Regions from separate parts of the Homo sapiens genome. Here region 2 is linked to region 1. Evidence: read pairs that join two places in POLR2A ChIA-PET (ENCODE). Cell type or tissue: OCI-LY7. All regions are shown on one strand. Region 1 has its middle 53 kb from the start of MIR4708. Region 2 has its middle 6.0 kb from the start of MAX.

Evidence for each region. Peaks named below come from ENCODE experiments on the same cell type or tissue, not always from the same donor. Only the 100,000 strongest peaks of a DNase experiment are listed, where the experiment ranks them.
Region 2: POLR2A ChIA-PET joins it to region 1 with 7 read pairs; 4 of 35 experiments call an interaction of 5 or more read pairs at or near these places.

What each region holds. Positions count from the first base shown.
Region 1 is chr14:65,279,516-65,284,515 of GRCh38, reverse strand. It overlaps the pseudogene PTBP1P. Among named protein-coding and RNA genes, the nearest start is that of MIR4708, 53 kb to the left of the region's middle. RefSeq lists enhancers at 2,520-2,589, 2,042-2,610. In OCI-LY7, no CTCF peak of the experiment used is centred here; DNase peaks (open chromatin) are centred at 105, 1,450 and 2,155; H3K4me3 peaks cover 1,542 bases; H3K27ac peaks cover 2,195 bases.
Region 2 is chr14:65,106,051-65,111,050 of GRCh38, reverse strand. No RefSeq gene overlaps it. Among named protein-coding and RNA genes, the nearest start is that of MAX, 6.0 kb to the right of the region's middle. In OCI-LY7, no CTCF peak of the experiment used is centred here; no DNase peak of the experiment used is centred here.

The sequences.
Region 1 (5,000 bases):
GCATCACTTCAGCCTCTGCCTCCATGTTCACATGGACTTCCCCTCTGGGCCTTCTCCTCTTCTGTCTGTCTGTTTTTGAGACTGGGTCTCGCTCTGTCGCCCAGGCTGGAGTGCAGTGGTGTGAACACTGTTCACCTCAGCTTCGACCTCTGAAGCTCAAGCGATTCTCCCATCTCAGCTTTCTGAGTATCTGGGGCCACAGGTGCGTGCCACTGTGCCTGGCTAATTCTTTGTAGAGATGGGGTCTCACCGTGTTGCCTGGGCTGGTCTCAAGCGATCCTCCCACCTTGGCCTTCCAAACTGCTGAGATTACATGCGTGAGCCACTGCACCAGACCCTTTTCTGTCTCTTATAAAAACACTTGTCATGGCTGGGCATGGTGGCTCACGCCTCTAATCCCAGCATTTTGGGAGGCCGAGGCGGGTGGATCACCTGAGGTCAGGATTTCAAGACCAGCCTGACCAACATGGAGAAACCCCATCTCTACTAAAAATACAAAATTAGCCAGGTGTGGTGGCACATGCCTTTAATCCCAGCTATTCAGGAGGCTGAGGCAGGAGAATTGCTTGAACCCTGGAGGCGGAGGTTGCGGTGAGCCAAGATCACGACATTGCACTCCAGCTTGGGCAACAAGAGTGAAACACTGTCTAAAAAAAAAAAAACAAAACCAAAAAACCCCAAAAAACACAAAAACACTTGTCATTGGATTTAGGGCCCACCCAGGTAATCCAGGATCATCTCATTTTAAGATCTTTTATTTTTACATCTGCCAAGACCTTTTTTGCTTCATTTTTCTCACACCCAATCACATCCTGGACCCATCCATGAGTTCCAGGATGCGACCATATCCTTTAGGGTGAGGGGACCATTCAATGTCCTACACCCTCCCTGGAGCAGCAGATATTTCCAGGAATAGCAAAATATGGCTCTCCACATTGTCCTTGTTCATTTTAATTAGCAATGGCAGAGGAAGGGGACTGTAGTAAAACTTTAATGAAATGCTACACACTCTGGGAAGCGTAAGTGGATCTGGTTGCCTAGGGTCTGTTTAAAGTCAGAGAAACTCGGAAGGTTCTGCTAAGTGTTGGCATGTGGGTGCCAAGCTATTTTTGGTAGAATGGTAAACTATGCTAGCATGTTTTTCGATGTTTACCATGCATTTTAGAGAGGTTTCCTGCTAAATGAATTTTCAATTGAGAGCCAGCTCAGGAGTGGGCACAGAAAGATGGAAGGGTAAGAGAAACATTTCCAATGTACCAAGGTATGAGTTGCAGGGCCTCACTTCTTACTTAAAGAGCAAAATGTTGGCTAGGGGTAGTGGTGGAAAGTTCCTGATGCCAGATTTTTGAGGTGAGAGAAAGAAATAGTATCAGCCCTGTACCTGCCACTCTGTTCTTCATCTGCTTCAATTTCAGTTTCAGTATTTACTGAGACCATACTGGGCGCCAGGAAAGACTTATTTTCCTCAAGCCTCACAAGCAGCTAGGTGTTATTACTTTGTCCACTTTCCAGATGAGATGCTGTGATTCCGAGAGGTTAAGGCACTTGCGCCCATGATCATGTAGCTGTAAGTGGCTAAAGCAGAAGTTCTGAATGTTTTCTGACTGCTAACTTGGTGCTCTCTCTACCACAGCATGAGAGATGAACATTCCTTTCTGCTTACGGGTGCCTATCCTGGTAAGGGGGTAGAGAGAGGAGCAGGCTCATCTCCTACCCACCAGGGCTTGCTCCTTCCTCCCATTTGAAAGCAGAACAGGCTGCGGCAGGAGGCATGCAATTGGTGTTTCTGCCGGTCTCCAATCCTAGTGGAAGAAACTGCCTAATTAAAGTCTGCAGCATGCCCAGAAGCTTCCGGGGTTGTTTTCCGTGCAATCCCAGAGCCTGATGATACATATTCTTCATGTTTATGTGGCGGGATACACTGTGCTCCATGAACATGAAGTATTAGTGAGCCAATTTCACCATCTACGCAGCTACAGAGCAACCGGAAGGCATCCCTGTTTTAATTTATGAGGGACCAGCATGCGCAATCAATAGGTGCCCCACAGGTTATTAAAGAGGAGAAAGATGGCTCAGGCAGCCCTGTTTACTAACAGGGAAATGGTCTTCTGGCAGCTTCTGGCTTGCAATGCATTTACATTTCCTTTTCAGGCCAGAAACAGTGGTGTTCCCTTTTCATCTCAGCCCCGAGCCTGAGAACAGGGGGCTGGTGGAGGCTCAGGCAGAATCTGAAAGTGCCCTTCCCTGCACTGTAATCTCAGAGAGAGGATGGGGTGGGGAGTCAGCCCAAAGATTTGTGAAGTCCCTTTGTGTTTTGAGGCCCTGGAGAACAATAGCTTTCCAGGATGGGGGTTGGGATGTAGGGGATGGGAGTGGGTGACTGGGTGTGAGAACAACGAAGCAAAAAGGAATAGGCAACTCCTACCAGGCTGGCTGGAGGGGGAGTGGTCTTTGGTCGGCCTGCCAGTCTCTGGAGAAGTCCTTTTATTCACTGCTTTTGCTTTCTCTTTGTTTTGGGTCCTTTGATTTCAGGAAGCTATGGTTCTTTTGCAGTCTACTTTTTAATAATTCTGGAGGAAGAGGGTAGATTGGATTTTAAAATAAAACAGTAACAGCACTGGGTTATTTAAGTAGAAAGGAAAAAAGTACTTCCCTTCAGTCCACGTTCTGCAGGGCAAGATGGGGTAATACAGCAGTTCTCAAATTTTTTTGTCTCAGGACCCTTGTATATACTCTTAAAATGTATGTAGGTTAGTGGCAGAAAATTTAAAATATTTGTCAATTTTAAGATCACAATAATAAACCCATTACATGTTAATATACATATTTCTATTTAAATTAAATTAAATTAATTAATTTTAGCACAGTGAACTAGATTTAATTTAAAAAAAAAACAGGTAAACTGATTTCTTTTTAAAGAAAGAAAGGCCGGGCTCGGTGGCTCATGCCTGTAATCCCAGCACTTTGGGAGGCCGAGGCGGGCGGATCACGAGGTCAGGAGATCGAGACCATCCTGGCTAACACGGTGAAACCCTGTCTCTACTAAAAATACAAAAAATTAGCTGGGCATGGTGGTGGGCGCCTGTAGCCCCAGCTACTCGGGAGCCTGAGGCAGGAGAAAGGCGTGAACCTGGGAGGCGGAGCTTGCAGTGAGCCGAGATCGCGCCACTCCACTCCAGCCTGGGCGACAGAGCGAGACGCCTTCTCAAAAAAAAAAAAAAAAAAAAAAAAAGAAAGAAAGAAAATCTCTGGTCAGTTAAGGTCACTTCAGCTGCTTTTTAAAGTCGCTTTTTTTGGAATGATGGAAGTTGTCGCCAGGGGGCCCGGCTGTGGTGGGCCTGTGCCCATAGATGGTGGACTTGGAGAAGGAGACCCGCAGGTGGTGGTTCTCCCAGATGTCGTGGTTGTGTAGGGCAATGGGGGTCTGGACCGCCTCCTCCACGGAGCGCATTTGGATCAGCGCCATCTTGCGGTTCTTCTGGAAGAACTTGAATCCTATGACTATGCCCCCATGGCTGGAGGAGAGGACCTTGAGATCTTCCTCGGATACTGAGGGCGGGATGTTGGAGAGGTGCACGGTGGCCGAGGGCGGGAATATGTTCTGGAAGTTCTTGAAGCCTGGCTTCTTGAAGCGGTGCAGGGGCGAGTTGCCATAGTCCTTGGTCAGGCCCTGGTCCTCCCGGCCCTCGCGGGGCAGCTGCACGTTCTGGTGCTTCAAGGGCGTGATACGGATGAGATGCGGATGGGCTTCCCGTGCAGCTTGTGCCAGTTCAGGTGGCTCATGGCCAGCTGGGCCTGGTTGCCGTCCGCCATCTGAACCAGAGCGTTCTCCTTCTTATTGAACGGGATCTTCACGCGCTGCACGTCCCCGTAGACGCTGAAAAGAATAAAGAGGCTTTGGGGGCTGGGCGCGGTGGCTCACGCTTTTAATCCCAGGACTTTGGGAGGCTGAGGCAGGCGGATCACGAGGTCAGGAGTTCGAGACCAGCCTGACCAACATGGTGAAACCCCGTCTCTACTAAAAATACAAAAATTAGTCGGGCGTGGTGGCGCGGTTGTAATCCCAGCTACTCGGGAGGCTGAGGCAGCAGAATCACTTGAACCCCGGAGGGAGAGGTTGCAATGAGCCGAGATCACACTCCAGCCTGGGCAACAGAGCAAGACTCCGTCTAAAACAAACAAACAAACAAAAACAGAGGCTTTGGGGTGTGACTCTCTCTGGGTTGAGGCCGCTGACCAGCAAGACAGAATTTCCTGTCCCCGCCAGGCCCAGGATGGCGATCTGGCCTGCCGCTGCAGCTGCCGCCACCGCCGAGGGGATGGCCGGGGGGCCAGGGCTCCGTGGATGTTGGGAACTGAAAGGTCGAAGGCCACGGCCATGTCTGGTCCAGCGAGGGCTAGCTGTCCCCGGAGGGCAGGTCCGGGCGTGGTAGTCGCGGCTCTTGTCGTTGTTGTACTTTACGTTGAGGCTGATGAGCTTGGAGAAGTCGATGCACAGCGTGTGGCAGGCGTTGTAGGTGTTCTGCCAATCCAGCGACAGCTTGGTATGCTGGGCGTTCTCGGGGTCCGTGTACTGCAGCAGGGCCTGGAACTGGTTGTCCTTGATGAATGTGATGGTCTTCACTGTGCCGAACTTGGAGAAAATCTGGTGCAGCACATCCAGGGTCGTGGGGTAGAAGAGGTTCTCCACGATGATCCTGAGCACCAGGCTCTGCCCGGCCATCGCCATCCCTGCGTCTACGGCTGCCGCCGGGGCAGTCCAGGCCAGGTTCCCCGACTGGACCGAGTTCACGGCCTGAGGGCTGCCGGGTCCCGCGCCTGGTTGGGAGAGCTGTCGGTCTTCAGCCCCTTGTGGTTGGAGAACTGGATGTAGATGGGCTGGCCGCGCAGCACGGGCGTCACCGAGGTGTAGTAATTCACCATGGTGTTGGCAGCCTCCTCCGTGCTCATCTTGATGAAGGCCTGGTTTTTCCCCTTCAGCATCAGGAGGTTAGTAACCT
Region 2 (5,000 bases), 170 kb after region 1:
CAAAAAATTAGCCGGGTGTGGTGGCACGTGCCTATAGTATCAGTTACTCAGGAAGCTGAGGCAGGGGAATTGGTTGAACCTGGGGAGTTGGAGGTTGCAGTGAGCCGAGATCGCACCACTGCACTCCAGCCTGGCCTGGCAACAGAGCGAGACTCCATCTCAAAACAAACAAACAGACAAACAAATAAAACTATGGCAATAAATGCAGCCTACCTGACAAGGTAAGAAGCCCTCTTGGAGCAGCTAAAAGTGAGCAGACCACTCCAAAGCCAGGGTGACAAGCATCCAGCCAGGGGGAGCTGCAAGCACAAAGACCCTGACTGGAAGGAGTTGAAGGGAGGCCAGGGCAGACCTGGGGGTAGTGACGAGGTGGGGGCGGTGACAGCTGAGGTCAGAGAGGTAGGCAGGGGCCAGATCACACAGGACCTCACAGGCTGGTAAAAAGGTGATGTCAAGGTCATTGAAGGTTAAGCACGGAGCGACATGATCTGATTTCCCTTTGTAAATAATCATGCTGGCTGTTTGAGTGGAGAACAGATTAAAATGGGAGAAAGTACAGAAGTAGGAAACCAACTTTTTATTAATTCAAAAACTTTTTATTAAATTCCTACTACATGCTAGGCTCCTTGACTAATGTGGGATGGTAGAAAAGGAAGAAAATGAATAAAGAGAGTGAGCTCTGTTCTGGAGGGAAAGCCAACAGGACCCGCTCATAGTGAGAATTCAGGGACACTGCAGAGAGAAAAAGCAGAATTTCACTCCCAGGTTTCTGGTTTTGGTAACTGAGAGGATGGTGGCACCATCTTGGGAAAGAGGTGGAAAACCAGGTCAGGGAGGGGTGGGAGGATGCAAGAATTGTTTCAGGGTCAGACGTGGTGGCCCACGCCTGTAATTCCAGCACTTTGGGAGGCCGAGGTGGGAGGATTGCCTGAGTAGAGACCAGCCTGGGCCACATGGGCAAGACCCCATATCTTAAAAAAAAAAAAGTTGTTTTGAAGAGGTAAGTCTGAGGTGCTATCTCCTAACAGGAGATAGTTACTGCCTCAGAGGTAGTCTGAGATGATATCTCCTAACAGGAGATATCAAGTGCTATGGATGAATGGAGGGCTTCAAGGAAGGTCTGAGCTAGATGACCATCAACATATACATGACAGTGGACATGAACATCTAGAGGAAAGAACTGAACCCCAAATATCTCCAGCAACCAATCAGGTAGAAGAGTCAGCAAACGTGGCAGTGAGATAAGAGTAAAACCACTGAGTGCAAAGCCTTGTATACCTGAATAAAGACACCCCAGGATGCAGAGGGACTAACTTTGAGGAGCTTACAGTCAATCTAGTGCAGGAGAGAGACATGCAAACAGGAAGTCACAAAACAAAAATAGTCCTATGAGAAGGAACGCACCAGGTGCAATGGGAACAATACATGGGCACCTAATCCAGCCTTGGAGAATCCCGGAGGACTGCCAGGAAGAGGTGATGGATAAGCCCCAAGGATGAGAATAAAATGGAGATAAGTAGGAGGAGTTTGGGGGAGATAACACTCAAGGCAGAGAGCGCAGCACGTGGAAATTCCTGCAAGCAAAAGAAAACATGGTCCTTTGGGGGAAAGGCAAGAAATTCTACATGGCTGGAGTGTGGAGGATGAGAGAGCAGGAGCTGAAAGATGAGGTTGGCACAGGAGTCAAATCATGGAGGTCCTTAAGTGCCAGACTAAGGAGGCTAGGCTTATCCCCAGGTCACTGGGAGGGAGTGAAACATTTTATCGACTCAGTGAAGATACTTCATTCTGCACAGATCACTGTGGCTACTGGTGGAGAATGGCAGGTGGCATGGAGACTCACCAGGGGGCTGTGGCCCACGAGAGATGGCGGAGGCCTGAATGAGACAGGATCTGCAGTGGAAACAAGGGGTGTGAAAGGCCTGGGACATAGCAGGCTTGCTGAGTGACTAGATGAGGGATTGGTAGGTGAGGGAGGGATTTTGAGGTTGAAGAGGGCCAATAAATAGCATCCAGGTCTCCTACCCCGAATTTGGAACCAGTTCAGACAGAGACACAGTCAGACAGATGGAAACAAAAGTAGTAGCTTCATTATTGATAAGGCTTAATTGGAGAACAAGGTTCAGCCTGTGTGGCTTCCCTGACATTTCTTTTTTTATTATTTATTTTTATTATTTTATTTTATTTTATTTTTTGAGATGGAGTCTCGCTGTGTTGCCCAAGCTGGAGTGCAGTAGCACAATGTCAGCTCACTGCAAACTCGGCCTCCCGGATTCACGTCATTCTCCTGCCCCAGCCTTCCAAGTAGCTGGGACTACAGGCATGTGCCACTACGCCTGGCTAATTTTTGTATTTTTAGTAGAGACAGGGTTTCTCCATGTTGGTCAGTCTGGTCTCCAACTCCTGACCTCAGGTGATCCACCCAACTTGGCCTCCCAAAGTGCTGGGACTACAGGTGTGAGCCACTGCGCCCGGCCTTCTTTTTGTTTTTTCTTCTTTCTTGTTTTTTTTTTTGAGACAGTCTTGGTCTTGTCACCCAGGCTGGAGTGCAGCGGTGTGATCTTGGCTCACTGCACAACCTCTGCCTCCTGGGTTCAAGCAATTCTCCTGCCTTAGCCTCCCATGTAGCTGGGATTTCAGGCGCCCACCACCACACCCAGCTGATTTTTGTACTTTTAGTAGAGACGGGGTTTCGCCATATTGGCCAGGCTGGTCTCGAACTCCTAACCTCAGGTGATCTGCCCGGCTCGGCCTCCCAAAGTGCTGGGATTATAGGTGTGAGCCACTGCACCCGGCCTCTTTTTTTTTTTTCTAACCTTTTTTTTGTTTTAGTTTTGTCTTTGTTTTTGTTTTGAGGCAGGGTCTCACTATGTTGCCCAGGCTGGCCTTCAACTCCTAGGCTCAAACTATCCTCCTGCCTCAGCCAAGTAGCTGGGACTACAGGTGTATACCACTGTGCCCAGCCTCCTTAATATTTCTTGAATTAACTCTACCCACACAGTCATAGCAAAACTGGGCAAACATGAGCCCCCTCCCCAAGGACAGCCCCCCACAGAAGAGGGGAGCCTCTTCCCCAAGGACAGCTCCCTACAGCTCAGGGAGAGAGGGCTGAGCCACATGGGACCAGTTTCTCCTTGCAACTCACCAAGTTGATGATTCAGTCACTCACCCACCAATGGGAAATGAAGGAGAGGGCAGAGAGGCCAGAAGTATTCCTCCCATATTTTCCCTTTCCTGTAGAGTAGATTGGAAGTTCTCAGCCTTCTCTAAAAATGCGAGAAGAGGAGGAAAGGGTCCCTCACTGTGCTTAGAGATCTTCCATTTGGCCTTCTAGATCCAACCACTCTGGGCCATGGGTCTAAGTTCTTGTTCTTGGGATCTCTCCACACACACAGTCCCCCAACCCCCCAGTTCTGGTCACCACTCTGTCCCCTCTCCCCTGTAGGCCTCAGGGTGAGAACAGATTCCCAATGGTACTGTGCAATCCCTTGAAGTTTCTTTAGAGCCTGCCCACATATTTGCAAACAACCTCTTTATTAAAAACTCAAACAATCCTAATTTGAGTGTGTCAGCTGGTTCCTGTGGGAAACCTTGATAGTCACACTCCTTCCCCCAGATAAAGAGAAAGCAAGCACAACTGACATGGGAAATGATTAGGACTGTCTTCCTGTGGGTTATGGCTTGAGAAGTTTGCTGCTCAGGAAAGATAGTGGGCTTATTGAGATAGCAGTTGTCTTTTAATAGCTCTACTATTTTGGTGAGAATGATGCTACTCAGTTAAAAAAAAATCATTGAAAATCCCACCTCTCGGAAACAAACACTATTAAAATGTTTTCTCTTTGTGTGTGTGTGTGTGTGTGTGTGTGTGTGTGTGTGTGTGTGTGAAGATGAAGATCTCCTTATGTTGCCCAGGCTGATTTCTAAGTCCTGGCCTCAAGCAATCCTCCTACCTCAGCCTCCAAAGTGCTGGGATTATAGGCATGAGCTACTAAGCTCAACCAGCTATTAAAGTTTTTGATTAATACTATTCTACATATTTCTCTACACATATATGCTCCTACAGATATACTCGATTTTACATGAATGAGTCACACTCTAAATGCTGTATCAAAACCTGCTTTTGGCACACATGTTCTCAGGATCTCTTGAGGGCTGTGTCACAGGAAATAAAAAAAGAAAGAAAAAAAAGAAAACCTTGCTTTCTCTCACTCATCCATAAGCCTTGTGTTTTGAGTTTCCTGTGGAATAATTCAAGTAAATGTGTCCAGAAGTAAATTGCATATAACAATCTAGAATTAAAAAGAGAGGTGTGGTCTTGGGGTCACCATCAGAGAGCTGGTCACCAAAGCCTCAGGAGGTAGAGGGTCCTAGCAGGCAGAGGGTGGAAGACAGAGAGGCAAGTGCCAACCAAAAGGTCCCTGGAACGCAAACAGTGATGGTGGGAAGGAGAAAAGCACAGGAATTCTTGGCCTTCAAGAGAGGGGCGGCCAACAGCGTAGATGGCCAACATCAGGTCAAATAAGATAAAGGCTTTGGATTTGGCAACAAAGTGGTAGCTAGTGGCCTGGAAGAGTGATTTTAGTCAAGTGGTAGTGTGGGAGCCAAACTGTAAAAGAGCTAAAGAGATAATGGAAGGAATCCACCTGCTCACACCACCGCTACTCCACTCCCTCTTCATCACAGCTCTCAGACTCCAATGTGCATATGAATTACCTGGGCCTAATGTTATCATGTAGATCTGATTTAGTAGGTCTGGGTGGGGACTGAGGTTCTGTATTTCTTACCAGCTTCCTTGTGATGTGTTTGCAGTGCAGCCCCGATAAGCTCACCTGGGGTTTTACCAAAGACACTCAAGTGTGGATGAAAATGAATTCTTGCGGTCCTAGATGCACCTCAGAGAAACACTGAAAAGGAACACTAAGGAAACTTCTCATCTGCCTCGTTCTTTCCTGTGTGTATGTGCCTCACTCATGAAAATCCCTACATTTGGGTCATTTGAA